3 separate regions of the Homo sapiens genome follow, and regions 1 and 3 are each linked to region 2. A link is a loop called in an ENCODE intact Hi-C map of the cell type or tissue named here. Cell type or tissue: dorsolateral prefrontal cortex. All regions are shown on one strand.

What was found. A loop is a pair of places that touch in the nucleus more often than their neighbours do. Peaks named below come from ENCODE experiments on the same cell type or tissue, not always from the same donor. Only the 100,000 strongest peaks of a DNase experiment are listed, where the experiment ranks them.
Region 1: a loop joins it to region 2, with 5 times the contacts of the local background. A loop is called at or near these places in 6 of 110 quality-filtered maps.
Region 3: it touches region 2 in a loop (2.3-fold over the local background); 19 of 110 quality-filtered maps call a loop at or near these places.

What each region holds. Positions count from the first base shown.
Region 1 is chr20:32,975,055-32,980,054 of GRCh38, forward strand. No RefSeq gene overlaps it. Among named protein-coding and RNA genes, the nearest start is that of SUN5, 27 kb to the right of the region's middle. RefSeq lists enhancers at 1,058-5,000, 2,925-3,551, 4,496-4,996, 4,997-5,000. In dorsolateral prefrontal cortex, no CTCF peak of the experiment used is centred here; no DNase peak of the experiment used is centred here; H3K27ac peaks cover 2,106 bases.
Region 2 is chr20:32,899,582-32,904,581 of GRCh38, forward strand. All of the region lies in intron 11 of EFCAB8 (EF-hand calcium binding domain 8), which reads left to right. Among named protein-coding and RNA genes, the nearest start is that of EFCAB8, 43 kb to the left of the region's middle. In dorsolateral prefrontal cortex, CTCF peaks have their summits at 3,078 (motif pointing right) and 3,281; a DNase peak (open chromatin) is centred at 3,100.
Region 3 is chr20:33,007,697-33,012,696 of GRCh38, forward strand. BPIFB2 (BPI fold containing family B member 2) reads left to right here and starts at 8. Exons shown (of 16, transcript NM_025227.3): 1 at 8-64; 2 at 845-987; 3 at 3,328-3,421. The coding sequence starts at 879. RefSeq lists enhancers at 1-388, 389-1,383. In dorsolateral prefrontal cortex, no CTCF peak of the experiment used is centred here; a DNase peak (open chromatin) is centred at 2,045.

The sequences.
Region 1 (5,000 bases), 75 kb after region 2:
CACAGGCCTGGGGTGTATAGAGAAGTCAAACATGGCTTCCCGTGTAAACTGTTAGTGTAATGCGCAACCTTGTTTTTACTAACCCTATTTTTAGACTCTCCCTTTTCCTTTAATCACCCAGCCTTGTTTCCACCTGAATTGGCTCTCCCTTAGCTAAGAGAGCCAGACAGACTCCATCTTGGCTCTTTCACTGGCAGCGCCTTCCTCAAGGACTTAACTTGTGCAGGCTGACTCCCAGCACATTCAAGAATGCAATTAACTGATAAAATACTGTGGCAAGCAATATCCGCAGTTCCCAGGAATTCATCTGATTGATAACGCCCAAAAAGCCCTGCGTCTATCACCTTGTAATAATCTTAAAGCCTCTGCACCTGGAACTGTTTACTTTCCTGTAACCATTTATCCTTTTAACTTTTTTGCCTACTTTATTTCTGTAAAATTGTTTTAACTAGACCCCCCTCCCCTTTCTAAACCAAAGTATAAAAGAAAATCTAGCCCCTTCTTCGGGGCCGAGAGAATTTTGAGCATTAGCCGTCTCTTGGCCGCCGGCTAAATAAACGGACTCTTAATTCGTCTCAAAGTGTGGCATTTTCTCTAACTCTCTCAGGTACAATTCAGTATTGACGCCGAGACAGGGTTTGACTATCAGGGCCTGGCATGTTCAGTTTTCAGAGCTGCTGAATCTTTATCCCAGTGGTAGAATCACAGGAAGAAAAGGCCCATGGAGGCTTGCACTTATGCCCATTTCTACCATAGAGACGCTGGGTACCCTTAGGCAAGACCTTGCTCCTCTCTGGGCCTCTGTTTGCCACGTGGGCCTTGAATTAGATTAGCGTTTCTTAACATGAGGACTCATTTTCTCAACATGAGATGTCAGGATGGGGAGGACCCTAGAACGGGTAGTGTCTCAGGGTTGAGCTGATGCTCCACAGAACGTGGGCTCCAGACTTGAACTGACTGACTTGGGTTCAAATCCCAGCTTCTCTACTCACTCCTGGTGTGACCCTGAGGAAGCGTCTAAACCTCTTAGAGCCTCAGTTTCCACATTCATAAAATGGGATGAATGATTGGCAGCTTAATTCCCTGGTGGGGAGAAGACATGGGCTGGTGGCGGGGCCTCTGGGCTCTCACAGGGCTGAGGACAGCCACAGGTACCCCACAGTGCTTATCAAACTTGCCAGCAGTGACCTTGGGGCTAAAGCTGACTTGGGCACCCCCATGGTGCTGTTGGAGGAGGGCCCGTGGATGGTGGAGATGTGCACCCTTGTGGAGCTGCTGCTGTGTGGACCCAATGGTTCGCTGCCTCCTGCTGCTCGGACTCAAAGAGGTGAGTGCTGCATGAGGCACCCTCACCCTCCAGCTCCTCCCCTCACTGTCCCTGTGCCATAGGCCCTGCCGGACTCCTCCCCACTGAGGGGTGAGTGACTGAGAGCAGCACAGACAGGGACAGAGCTTCAGGCCAAAGGCACGTGATGGGAATGGAATGATCTCAGCAGCAGGCCCACAGGAGCTGCACTTCCAGGCAGAGATCACAGTTGTGGGGTGGAGGTGGAGGCCTGGGAGGGCCCTGAGGGGTGGGGCGACTCCTGGATGTCATCTGCACGGACCTTGGGGGACCGAACAAAGGATGACAAACGTGGGAATAAAGATAAAGACAAAAGAGTGTATTTGGAAGAAGGGGTCAGGGGGCTCCTTGCTTCTAGTGAACAAGGGCTCTTAGCTTTACAGCCCTTCGCATTTGATTGGGTAAAGGAGATAGGGAGAAGTGGGGGTGGTTGTCGATCAGGGGCTTAATTTACAGCAGGCTTGCAAGACTGCATTCTTCAAACAATAGGTTCTAGATGTCCCAGTAGATAACCTCAATGAGCACGGTGCCAGGGCCCTCAGCAAACCTTCTGGCAGTAGGCGCAGTCGTGAGTTTGCCCACATCCTGCATTCATGATAAACAGTTTGCTGTTTGATCATATAGCCAGTGGAATGCTGAGTTGGTCACGATTCCTTTGGCCTTTTCAGCTCCAAACACCTGGGAGCTCCTCTTTGCCTCACCCCCAATCCCCCTTGCAGGATCTCATCCTCAGAGCCATGTTTGTGGTTGATGGATGCAAACTCACTGTCTCTGTGGACATGAAGAGATGAGCAGAATGGCTGCAGGCACAACCCAGACTTCCTGGGGAGCAGAGGTTAGGCAGCTGGCAGGCTCCACAGTCACAGTTGCTCAGGAAGTCCTTTCTTATTGCTGTTGTTCCCAGGAGGCTGCCTCTCTTTCTGTCCCTCTTTCCCTGTGGATCCAGGGACTGGCTCCAAACCTAGCAGGGCCAGAGCTCACTCCCTCCTTGCTCCCATGGCGTCTGGTCACATTGATGGAAACGGAGGCTCAGAGAAGTTGAGACTTGCCCTCAGCCACACAGCAAGCGACCAGGGCTGAGTGCTGGATTCCTGTCCCAGGCTGTTCCAAGGCAGTCCCTCTTGGGGAGAGCCTCAGAGATGCCCTTTCTCTCTGCTGTGCCTCCCTCACCGGGTCCTCACCTTCCATGAGGAACGTTCCTGTAAGTGAGGCCAGGGCTTGGGGATTCGGGCACATTCTCTCTGAAGGATGAAGGGTTGCTGGTGGAGGGAGATCTGCTCTGATGCTTCCTCCCTCACCAGCCCAGGTGTCAGACCTCAGCCTATGAGCTCCCAAGCTCCAGTGTGACCTCCTGGTGCCCAGCACTGATGGTCAGCTCTGACCTGGACTTCCTGGTGGGGTTGTGGTCGATAGCACTGCCCTGCCTGCCTGAGCCCCACGGCCGACCTCTGAGCTAGCTCCACCGGCTTCAGGACCCCACACAGTGCCCAGCAGGCCACTCAGGCATCCACACCTGAATGGAAGGCGAGGCGTTGGTCTAGTCCTTCCTGCATGAACCAAGGCCCTGCGAGGGATAGGGACTGGTGAGTGGTCACATAGCTGGGAGGTGGTCGAGCTGAGGTGTCACTTACCCAGCTTCCCCCTGGCAGTGCCGGAGTGCTCATGTCCTGCAGCCCAGCAGCCTGCATGTGGCAGGGCTCTTGTGATCACCAGATCCTGTAGCGACCTCTGGTCTCGGGAAAGGGGGAATGAGCTAGCTTTGCCTGGTGTGGACACCGAAGGCAGAACCTGGACTCGGTGCCTCAGATACTGGCTGAGGGCCCCCAGCTCATGAGGGCGAGGGAGAGGTATTTGGAGGGTGATGAGAAGGGTGGTCAGTGTGGGTCTGATCTCAGTCTCTCTGAAGGCAGCTAGCTGGGAGTCCACTGGAGACATAGCCCAAAAGAGTGCAGCAGAAGGCTCTGATTCTTTTACGTAGATTAGCCTGATTTTGGCCTTCTACCCCATAATATAATTTAATATGGAAACACTCCTTAACAGCTGGGAGCAGTGGCTCACGCCTGTAATCCCAGCACTTTGGGAGGCTGAGGCAGGCAGATCACTTGAGGTCAGGAATTCCAGACCAGCCTGGCTAACATGGTGAAACCCTGTCTCCACTAAAAAATACAAAAATTAGCCAGGCGTGTTGGTGCATGCTTGTAATCCCAGCTACTTGGGAGGCTGAGGTGGGAGGATTGCTGGAACCCAGGAGGCAGAGGTTGCAGTGAGAAGAGATCACACCACTGCATCCAGCCTGGGCGACAGATTGAGGCTCCATCTAAAAAAAAGAAAGAAAGGAAACACTGCTTAAGTACTTACAGGTAAATTTCTTTACCTTGCTCTGCATGAGATTGCCACCCTGTGTCACTTCCCAACTTGCTGGCTTGGCCAGGGCATTCCTAGAATGTTTTGGGGGCCAGTGGGTATCATGGCTTGCCTGGACATGGTGGTGGGGATAGGTTCTAAGTCTTGATGACTTTATACTTTTTTTTTTTTCGAGATGGAGTCTCGCTCTGATACTCGGGCAGGAGTACCATGGCGTGATCTCAGCTCACTGCAACCTCTGCTTCTCGGGTTCAAGCGATTCTTCTGCCATAGCCTTTCGAGTAGCTGGGATTACAGGTGTGCACCAGCATGCCCAGCTAATTTTTTGTGTTTTTAGCAGAGACAGGGTTTTGCCATGTTGGCCAGGCTGGTCTCAAACTCTTGGCCTCAAGTGATCTGCCGGCCTCTGTCTCCCAAAGTGCTGGGATTACAGATACAAACCACTGTGCTGGCCGACTTTACACTTTCTAACTCTGGCCAAGATTAATAGGGTTGGTGTTTATTTATTTCTTTCTTTATTTCCCCCTCTCTCTCTGCCCAATGTCCTGGGTATCAGCTGGTGGGCACCATTGTGAGGCCGATAGAGTAGGAGGTGGTGTGCCCATTGTGTAGATGGGGAAACTGAGGCCCAGAGAGGGCCTTGGCTGGACTCCAGGGCTCCCACTTCTCAGCCCTTGCTTTTCTCCCTGTCCATTTATGGACGAGCCACCATGAGATTGTCACCCTGAGATTGTCTTGTCCAGGGAATGCTGCTGGTGTGCTTGTGACCCTGACCCTAGCCTCTGTGAGGACCCTCAAGGAGTGTCCCCTGGGGACTTGGGTGAGGGCAGGCTGTGTCAGCCCCCTGCCCATCCACAGCGGGCCTTATGCTGCAAATAAACGTCACTGTTTGCTCCAATTCCTAGAACCTGAACCTGTGCCGTCTCCTGTGCCGTCAAGAGCCCTCCTGTTCACTCACCCGACTTCTATTTATGGGGCAGCTCTTGCATGACAGGCTCTGTGCTAGGCTCTGGGGACCCCACTTATCACACAGCCGGCAAGAGCCTTTCACACTGGCATCCTGGGGGCCTTAGGCCACTTCTGGCAGGGAGAAGGTGAGGACAGGCATCTCCTGGTGCAGATGAGGAAAGTGAGGCTCAAAGACTGACTCCCTTGGGCACTCAGTGAAGGGGCACAGGCCAGGGGAAGGGCCTAGGCTCTGTCTCATCACTGGGCCCTTGCCACTGTCTGTCCAGGGGTCTCGTGCAGGGGTCTCTGAGTCTCATCACTGGGCCCTTGCCACTGTCTGTCC
Region 2 (5,000 bases):
TTTTCTTTTTGTGACAGAGTTTCACTCTTGTTGCCCAGGCTGGAGTGTAATGGTGCGATCTCGGCTCGCCACAACCTCTGCCTCCCGGGTTCAAGTGATTCTCCTGCCTCAGCCTCCCGAGTACCTGGGATTACAGGCACGCACCACCATGCTCGGCTAATTTTGTATTTTTAGTAGAGACGGGGTTTCTCTGTGTTGGTCAGGCTGGTCTCGAACTCCTGATCTCAGGTTATCAGCCCGCCTCGGCCTCCCAAAGTGCTGGGATTGCAGGCACGAGCCACCGCGCCTGGCCCACTTCTGTTCTTTTACTGTGTGGCTTCTACTGTGCCGTTTACTGTGGATAAACTGGTAGGTATGTTCTCTCGCGGAGTCTTCCTGCTGGGTGGCTCTTGCCCCTGCAGTTTTCCTCCGGCCCCTAGTCTTTACCTTGAGCCTTTGGGGCTCTGACATTTTGCTTCTGCACAGGCTGAAGATTGAGCCCCAGGAGAGTCTTTTTGGGGGAACAGCAGGAGATTTAAGGCCTGTATTGGGGAGAGACTGGGTGAGGCCAGGGTGGGGTTGGGGCAGAAACAGAGGGCCATTTAGACCCATGTCTGTCCCTTTCTGTCCTGGTTGTTTTTCAGGGGAAATTTCAATCCTGAGATGATAAGGCTAATTTCGTCCAACTCCTCATTTTACAGATGGGAAACCCGAAGCTTAGGGAGGGGAAGTGACTGTCTTAGAGCAGACACTTGAGCTGGAGTTTTATCTTGGGCCTCATTATATGTCCAGTGCCTTTTTTTGTTTTGTTTTGTTTTTGAGACGGAATCTTGTTGTGTCACCAGGCTGGAGTGCAGTGGCGCAATCTCGGCTCACTGTAACCTCCGCCTTCCAGGTTCAAGTGACTCTCCTGCCTCAGCCTCCCTAGTAGCTGGGACTACAGGCACGTGCCCCCGTGCTCAGCTAATTTTTGTATTTTTATTTTTCATTTTTTAATTTTTATTATTTTTATTTTTTGTTTTTTTGTGACGGAGTCTCACTGTGTTGCCAAGCTGGAGTGCAGTGGCACAATCTCGGCTCACTGCAACCTCCGCCTCTCGGGTTCAAGCAGTTCCCCTGCCTCAGCCTCCCAGGTAGTTGGGACTACAGGTGTGCGCCACCATGCCCGGTTAATTTTTTTTCATATTTTAGTAGAGACGGGGTTTCACCATGTTGTCCAGGATGGTCTCGATCTCCCAACCTTGTGATCCACCCACCTTGGCCTCCCAAAGTACTGGGATTACAGGCGTGAGCCACCATGCCCGGCTTAATTTTTGTATTTTTAGTAGAGATGGGGTTTCACCATGTTGGCCAGGATGGTCTCGATCTCTTGACCTCGTGATCCGCCCACCTCGGCCTCCCAAAGTGCTGGGATTACAGGCATGAGCCACCGCGCCCGGCCGTCCAGTGCCTTTTTAACCAAACAGTGCACTGTGTACATTTCTAGACAAGTCCTGGAGCTCCCTGCAGGCCGGAAAAAGGGGCCTCCGGGAATGTCTGACGTGAAGGGGAAGTTTCAGTCTTGGGTTCAGTGCTTTGAATGGGGCCGTGTGGCAGAAGTTTGCTTGGAGCTGTTTGCTGAGGCTATCTGTCTGCATTGGTGGTGGTATCACTTAGTGTATATTGGGGTGTCCAATCTTTTGGCTTCCCTGGGCCACATAGGAAGAAGAAGAATTGTCTTGAGTCACACATAAAATACACTGACACTAACAATAGCTGATGAGCTAAATAAAAATCACAAAAAAGTCTCATAATGTTATAAGAAAGTTTATGAATTTGTGTTGGGCCACATTCAGAGCTGTCCTGGGTTGTATGAGGCCCATGGGCTGTGAGTTGGACAAGCTTGGTGTATAAGATATGTGTTTCATTCAGATCTTGTTTTATTGAGTCCTGATGGCAGGAGGATATCAGGGGGTCACCTCACCAGGGCCAGGAGGGCCTCTGTGGGCCGGGCCTGCTGCCTTCCTGACCTCATTGCCTCCACCTGCCCACTCAGCTCCACTGGCCTTCAGGCTCAGGCGTGCTCCTGCGCCAGGGCCTTTGCACAGCTCCGCTGTCTGTGGTATGCTCTTGTTATTGATTGACTGATTGATTGATTGATTGATTGAGACAGAGTCTTGCTGCAGTGCCCAGGCTGGAGTGCGGTGGTGTAATCTTAGCTCACTGCAACCTCCACCTCCCGGGTTCAAGCGATTCTCCTGCCTCAGCCTCCCAAGTAGCTGGGATTACAGGCACGCGCCATCATGCCCGGCTAATATTTGCATTTTTAGTAGAGACGGGGTTTCACCATGTTGGCCAGGATGGTCTTCATCTCTTGACCTCATGATTCGCCCGCCTCGGCCTCCCAAAGTGCTGGGATTACAGGCGTGAGCCACCGCTCCTGGCCTTGTTTTTTAAATTAATTAATTTTAAATTAATATTTTCATTATAAAATGTTTCAAACACACACAAAAATAGATAAAATGGTATAATTCTTCCATATCACCTAGTAGCTAGTCCACGTTAATATTTCTCTAAGTACCTCAGAGTATCTTCTTACAATATTTGGAACTAGATATAAGCACGGTTCTGGGATGGTTTTGAGCAGAGAACTGGTGTGGTCTGGCTTATATGTTGCAGGTGGAGTGTCCATGGGCAGGGGTGGTGGTGAACACACCAGTGAGGAGGCCATTGCAATAGTTGAGGCTGCATAGGATGGTGGCCTGGAGCTGGGCTGTGTTGTGGGATGGAGGGACTGGAGATGTATTTTTGGGGTAGGGTAGAGAATATATTTACACACACAAACACAGAGACACATGTTCCCTTCCTTCAGCCTGGGTGACAGAGCAAGACCCTGTCTTCAAAAAAAACAAAAGACTCCATTCAGGTCAGACACGGTGGCTCACTTCTGTAATCCTAGCACTTAGGGAGGCCAAGGCAGGAGGATCCCTTGAGGCCAGGAGTTCAAGACCGGCCTGGGCAATACAGCAAGATCCCATCTACACAAAATATTTAAAAATTAGCTGGGAGTGTTGGCACACCCCATGCATTCTTGTCTGCATGCAGTGCAATGTACAGGCCGGCAGGTGGCACAATTGACCACTTGCTGGTCTCCCGTTTTGGCGATGCCATCTTAGGGCATATCCTCTGCGGGTGGGGCCTGGCATTGGCACCCCAACCTCTGCCTCTGGAGTCAGCCTCAGCCTCCAAGGCAGTGTGGGCCTGAGGGTCTGGCTTCCTTGCAGCCAGCCTCACCTGAGTTCTCAGATGGTTCGAGCCAGGAGCAAATCTGACGGAGCGGGTGTGGTAGCAGGAGCCGGTGCTGAGTGTGTGGACTGACCCCCGGCGTCTCCCCGACTGTCCCCTCTTCCTTCACTTCTGCCACCACCACCTAGTTGAAGCCACCGTCATCTCCCACCTGAACTGCTTGCCCTGGCCCTCTTAGCAGCCTCACCGTGTCCCCTCAGGCCACATTTCCTGACCCACGGCCATCAACAAATCTGATCCAGCCAGGGCCCTGTATGGAGCCTTCAACGGCTCCTGGCCAGGGCTGTGGATTGGGCCCTGCCCATCTCGCCCATGTCCTCTCATGCCCTCTCCTCCTGGCCCACCTGGTGCCCACCACACCGGCCTTGCATAGGCTGCTCCCTCCGGCTGAAGCCTCACCCCTCCCCTGGGCTCCCCGGGGCTGACTCCTTCTCACCCTTCAGGTCTCCGCTGCCCTGGACCCTCCTCAGAGAGGCCGGCAGAAGTGAGCCTCCTTCTGTTGTCCTCCGTCAAAGCCATGTGCTTATGTCCCTTGCAGGACTCGCCATGATTTGTAAATGTCCATCTCCCTTCTGTGTGTCCACTTCCTCCTGTTGTTTCCCTCTAGAAGGAAAACCCCCTATGGCAGAAGCCTCGTGTCTGTGCCCCTGGTAATCCTGGCAGGAGTAGGAGCCAGGAAATCTTTGTTGATCAATACGTGAAATCGGCCTGAAATAATTTCTACTAACATTTTGGTGACCATTCTTCCAGAACATTTTTCGGCAGCACATATACGTGTGGAGGGAGGAATATCTGGTTTGGCAATAAATGAAATATGTGTACTGCCATCTGTTCTCTTTGAAGCTTTGATTTTTAGAGGAATCCTTGTGTCTCTGGACAGATGATTTAAAGGGGAGCAAGGCTGGAGATGAAGGAACTGGCTGGGAGGCTGATACGGCAAAGTCAGGGGCCTGGGCTAGCAGTGGCCATGGGAGTGGAGGGAAGTAGGCAAGGAGGACTTGGGGCCAGGCTGGATAATGGGAGCCACAGTGTTGTCCAGGTTGATGCCCAGGCACCTGGCTTAGGCCCCCCGGGAGTGGTGGAGGAGCCGGGTCAGGGGTGACTTCAGTGGAGGGCATACTGTGTCAGGGGGTCGGGTGCCCTACTACAGATGCCTTTGAATGGATTTTTTGGGTTTTTTTTTTCTGAGGCAGGGTGTCGTTCTGTTGCCCAGGCTGGAGCTCACTGTAACCTCAAACTCCCAGGCTCAAGTGATCCTCCTGCCTCACTTTCCTAAGTAGCTGGGACTGCAGGTGCACCACCATGCCCAGCTAATTTTTAATTTTTTTGTACAGATGGGATCTTGCTGTGTTGCCCAGGCTGGTCTTGAACTCCTGGCCTCAAGGGATCCTCCTGCCTCGACCTGCCAAAGTGCTGGGATTACAGGCGTGAGCCACTGTGTCTGGCCTGAATAGAGTCTTTTTGTTTTTTTCGTGGACAGGTTCTTGCTCTGTCCCCCAGGCTGGAGTGCAGTGGCATGATCACAGCTCACTGCAGCCTCAACCTCCTGGGTTCTAGCAATCCTCCCACCTCAGCCTTGCAAGTATTTGGGACTGCAGGTGCACCATCACGCCCAGCTAATTTTTGTTTTTTTTGTACAGATGGGATCTTGCTGTGTTGCCCAGGCTGGTCTTGAACTCCTGGCCTCAAGGGATCCTCCTGCCTGTGCCTGCCAAAGTGCTGGGATTGCAGGTGTG
Region 3 (5,000 bases), 110 kb after region 2:
CTGCCTCGGGCAGAGGAGGGCTACCCTGGGGCTGAGAGTTCACCTGTCTCAGGAACCACCTGAGGTAGGCATGGGGCTGGGCTGGTACACCACTTCCAAGGAGGCTTGGCTTCTCTATCTGTTCAGTGGGGATGCTACCTCCAGCCACCCTCTGCAGAAGGGTCCTTCCACCCCTGGCCTTGCTGTAGGACCTGGGCAAGTGCCGCCATCCTGGGTCTCAGCAGACCCACCTGAGCCGCAGTCCCTCACTCCTGCCTGGCTCCCTCTCCCTGAGTCAGACACAGATCTGCCTATTTGGCCAGACTGAGTCAGGAGAGGATGGGGGCCATGTGAGAGGCCTACTCTTAGGCCATTTACCACCTGGCCAGGAGGGGATGAGGACAGGAGCCACCCTGGGTCCTCCCCTGGCTGAATTTGGTGGACAGCTGGACACCAAGCTGGCTGTCACACGGGGCTGGACTCCGGCATCAGGTGATACAGTCCTGGGCATCTTCTTGGGACAGGAAACTACCCTCAGTCTCCCCGTTTGGGAGTCTCACCATCCTTCTATGCCATGGCTTGGGTCCTGCACCTGGTCCCAGTCCACTGTGTGGCCCTAGGCAAGACCATTTCTTCTCTGGGCATTGCGGGTCATTTCCAGAAGGGACTCCCCCATGATTCCTGATGAAGCAAGCAAGGCAAGGTGATGGTTCCCAATGCAGAGATGCAAAAACTGATGTCTGTGGGCCTGGGGCAGGGCTGGGATCACCAGTCAGGGCTTGTTCCCTCCAGGCTGGAGTGGGGTTCGGGTGGCTCAGGGGTGGGCTGTTTTGGCTGAGCTCCCTGATGCTCATTTCTACCCCAGCCCACAGATCCTGTGGGCAGCGGCCAGGGCAGCCATGGCTTGGGCAAGTAGGCTGGGCCTGCTGCTGGCACTGCTGCTGCCCGTGGTCGGTGCCTCCACGCCAGGCACCGTGGTCCGACTCAACAAGGCAGCATTGAGCTACGGTAAGCGGTGTGTTACCCAGTGAGTGTCTGTGAGCCTGTACATGCGTGTGCAATCCTAAGTGTGTGTGCGTAGCTGTGAACTCAAAAGGCCCATGAGGACCCAGATTTTAATTGGAAGTTGTGTCCCTGGCACCCAGACAGTGCCTGACACATGGCGCTGCTCAACAAATGCTTATTACATAAATGCGTGAGGGGGGAGTACGTCATGTGGCCAGTGTGCAAGTGTGCACATGTGACTTGCTCACATGCTTTGGTGATGTGGGCATAGGTCGGTTTGAGGGGCTATTTTTACCTGTGTGTGTCTACTTATGAGTTTGAAATTTCATAGAGCTGTGCCCACGTGTGTACTTAAGTGTCGGGGAGGGTGCAAGCCCATGATGCTGCCTGGATGTGTGTGCACAGGTACGGCTGTTCACCCTGGGTGTACACGTTTGCGTATGTGGTGTGTGCACGCACGTGTGTTCTTGGGAGAGGTCTGTCTAGCACCGTGATGCAAGGAGTGTTCTAAAGTTATATCCCTTCTGAGCTCAGCGTGAGAGAACCATCCGCTCTCTGGGTCCCACTTGTGCGAGGGCTCTGTCTTACGGCTGTGCTGCTAGATCCTTCCAAGTCTTGCCCCAATCCCCTAAGGAGGGCACAATGAAGAAACTTAGCCCCAGGGAGGGACAGACATTGCCAAGGTCCAGGACGCCAGCACAAACATGTTTATTCACCTCGAGTTGCCTCCCGGTGAGAATTTGGTTTCCCACCAAAGCCAGGAGATCAGAAGCGGTTTCCCCCAAGGCCAAACTCAGATTACAGTGTGAGAAAGTCAGGTCAGACAGTAGATGGGACCTTCAGTGGCCCAGGACATGAAGCAGTGGCTCAGGGAAGTAGCAGGTTTCCCCCACCCCTGGGTAAACACAGCCTTCCGGGACCTCATATCCGGGCTGATGGGCAGGCAATGAAAGGGGTCAGTGATCCGTGCCAGAGCATGACATGGAGCCATTCATGGATGCCTGCAGGTAGGGCCATGAGGCCCGCGCCCTCCGCCGCCTTCCTGCCCTCTGCCCATCCTGTGCAAGCCTCCTTTGTCCCCAGGGAGCCCTCCCCAGCTTGCCTGCCTGTGTTTGTTTTTGGCAGAAATCTGGCTGGAGGCCCACGCTGGACGCATTGCTCCCCAGGCTGGGCTGAGTGGCTACTTCCAGTGTCCTCCCCACCCCATCCTGCAAGCCCCAGAGTTCAAACCCTGCGTCAAGGGAGCACTGTAGATGGAGTCTGAGGTCTGGGTGTGAGTTCCAGCTCAGCTGCAGATGGTTAGGTGGGAGAGGGGTGCTGGGAAACATGGAAACCACCGCCTTTATGCTTCTTGTTGGGGGAGACTAAGAACCAGAGAGGTGCAGGGACTCCTCAAGTTCCCACAGTGAGTCTGAGCAGTGGGCAGGCCTCTTGACTCCTCATTTGAAGCTCCCTTCCAGCACCATCACCTCTTATTCTAATTCAACTCCTGCTTAATTAGCACCTCTCTGGGGCTCAGCAGCACAGGTGAGTGAGGATGCCCAGAGGCTCGGGAGCCAGGTCCCTCGGTCCAAAGCCAGCTTTCCCTGGCCAGGTGCCCTCACCTCTCTGTAAACTGGGCACGATAACAGGAAAAGTAAAGCACTCAGAACAGGGCCTGGCACTACAGGATCACAACATAAACGATTGCCGCTATTATTACAAAAATAAATAGCAATGGTAGAAGCTAGCATTTGCTGTGCACTGAGTGTTTACAATGATCCTATGTGACAGATACCATTAGAATCATTGCAGATGTATAGATGGGGAAACTGAGGCACAGAGTAGCCACACAGGCAGTGAGTAGCAGTGAGCACTGCGGTTTGAAACCAGGATCTGAGAGACTCTTGAGTCCTCAGCCCCCAGGTGAGGCTGTCCCCTCCCCTCCCAAGGGACGTCCCCTCTGCTCCCATGGGCGCCTCCACAGCAGGCCAGGGATGACTGGGAGATGCCCCTTCTGCTTGGGAACTTAGGGAAGGCTCCCAGAGGAGATGGGATCTGGTTGGAACCTTGCAAGAGGGCAAAGGATTTTGTTGCTTTTGAAGGACGGGGTAAATCAGCAGGATTTTGAGAGGCAGAGTGGGAGAAGGAGGTCATGCCCAGGTGGAGAGAGCCTGATGCGAGTGGTGCACCCAAGGTGGGCTCATGGGGAGTCAGCTGCCCTCCCCATATGCTTGGAGTAAGCCTACCCCTTCCAGTCTGAGTACCCTCTGCCCAAGGTGCAGGGTAGATGGCAGGCAGTGTGTTCTTGCTACTTGGTGGTTCCCGAGGGCACCCTGACCTCACTCTACCCTGGCCCCACAGTGTCTGAAATTGGGAAAGCCCCTCTCCAGCGGGCCCTGCAGGTCACTGTCCCTCATTTCCTGGACTGGAGTGGAGAGGCGCTTCAGCCCACCAGGTGAGTGCTCCCCTCCTCCAGAGAAGGTGCTCCTGCCACCAAGTGGAGTGTTCCTGCTTGCCAGGTGGGTGCTTCAGTCCACCGGGCATGTGCTCCTGCCTGCTGGGCAGATGCTCCTATCCACGGGGCAAAGTGTTCCAGTCCACCAGATGAGCACTCTCCACTGAAGGTGAGTGCTCCCTCCCACAAGGTGAGTGGTCACAAGATGATTTAAGAGAGGGACCCAAGATGGAGAAGCCGGGCCTGGTGCCTCTGAATTAGTGAATTTCTGCCCTCAAGGGCTAAGAGTGGCTCCTGGGTCCCCAGGGCTGGCAGGACCCTCTGTTTCTAGAAACTGGATACTGAATTTAGACACGAATCTGAGCCTCCTTTACCTCCACCCTACTCTGCTTAATGCAGAAACTAAAGGCATAGGGATGTGGAGCATCCCAAACTTAGACACCCCTGGGCTGGTCAACAGTCACCTTCCACATAGGAACTAGGGCTCACTACTGTCAGATCTTTGGGTTTCCAAGAGAAGATATACATCTAGAATCCATCAAATTTGGAATGATAGCAACTAATGAAAAAACATTTAAAGCCCAGGCGCAGTGGTCCACGCCTGTAATCCCAGCACTTTGGGAGGCCGAGGTGGGTGGATCACCTGAGATCAGGAGTTCAAGACCAGCCTGGCTAACATGGTGAAACCCCATCTCAACTAAAAATACAAAAATTAGCTGGGAGTGGTGGCGTGTGCCTGTAATCCCAGCTACTCAGGAGGCTGAGGTGGGAGAATCTCTTGAACCTGGGAGGCAGAGGTTGCAGTGAGCCAAGATTGTGCCATTGTACTCCAGCCTGGACGACAAGAATGAAACTCTGTCTCAAAACAAAAAAACAAAAACAAAAACAAACAAACAAACAAAAAATATTTAAGACTTTAAGACCCTGGAACAATGGGTGGATGGTGAAAAAAACATCTGGCTTGGGGGCCACCAGTTTGAGATCCCTTAGGAAGAGCTGAAATGCAGTTCATGGCATGGTTAATAAAGGTGGAGAACTGGACATAAATACCCAGCGACCAAAGATGCCTAAATCACTTGTGGTCTGGCCACACAATGGACACCATGGGGCTGTTTGAAAACAGTGCCCGGGGCTCTTGTTTGTAGACACAGGATTGAACCCAGGATTGTTGAGTGCACAGACGCAGCTTCTGTACGGGGACCTGAACTGTACAGTGCAGAAATGACTTTCATTTAGGAAATAAAATAAATCACAGGTTAGCTGGAGAGTGCTTGGAGCTTTGAAGTGGGGGAGCTTCTGTTGCTGTAGGCTACGAGCTGCAGACATTGACTAGGATACCAGAGAGAGGATTTCTGCCTTCTGTGGTTCCTGAAGTTTTTCTTTTCCAACCTTCCCAACTTTCCAGGCAGGGGTCGGAAACTGTCAAAAACCTGAGCAATCATCTCACCCAAGTCCTGCCCGAAGCGGGGGCCCCTCTGCATGTTCTCCCTACCAGCTGGTGTCCAACCTTGGTTTGCATGCCCCGTGGTGATGGAGAACTCACCATCTTCCCCTTACCTCATGGTTCCAATTGTCAGAA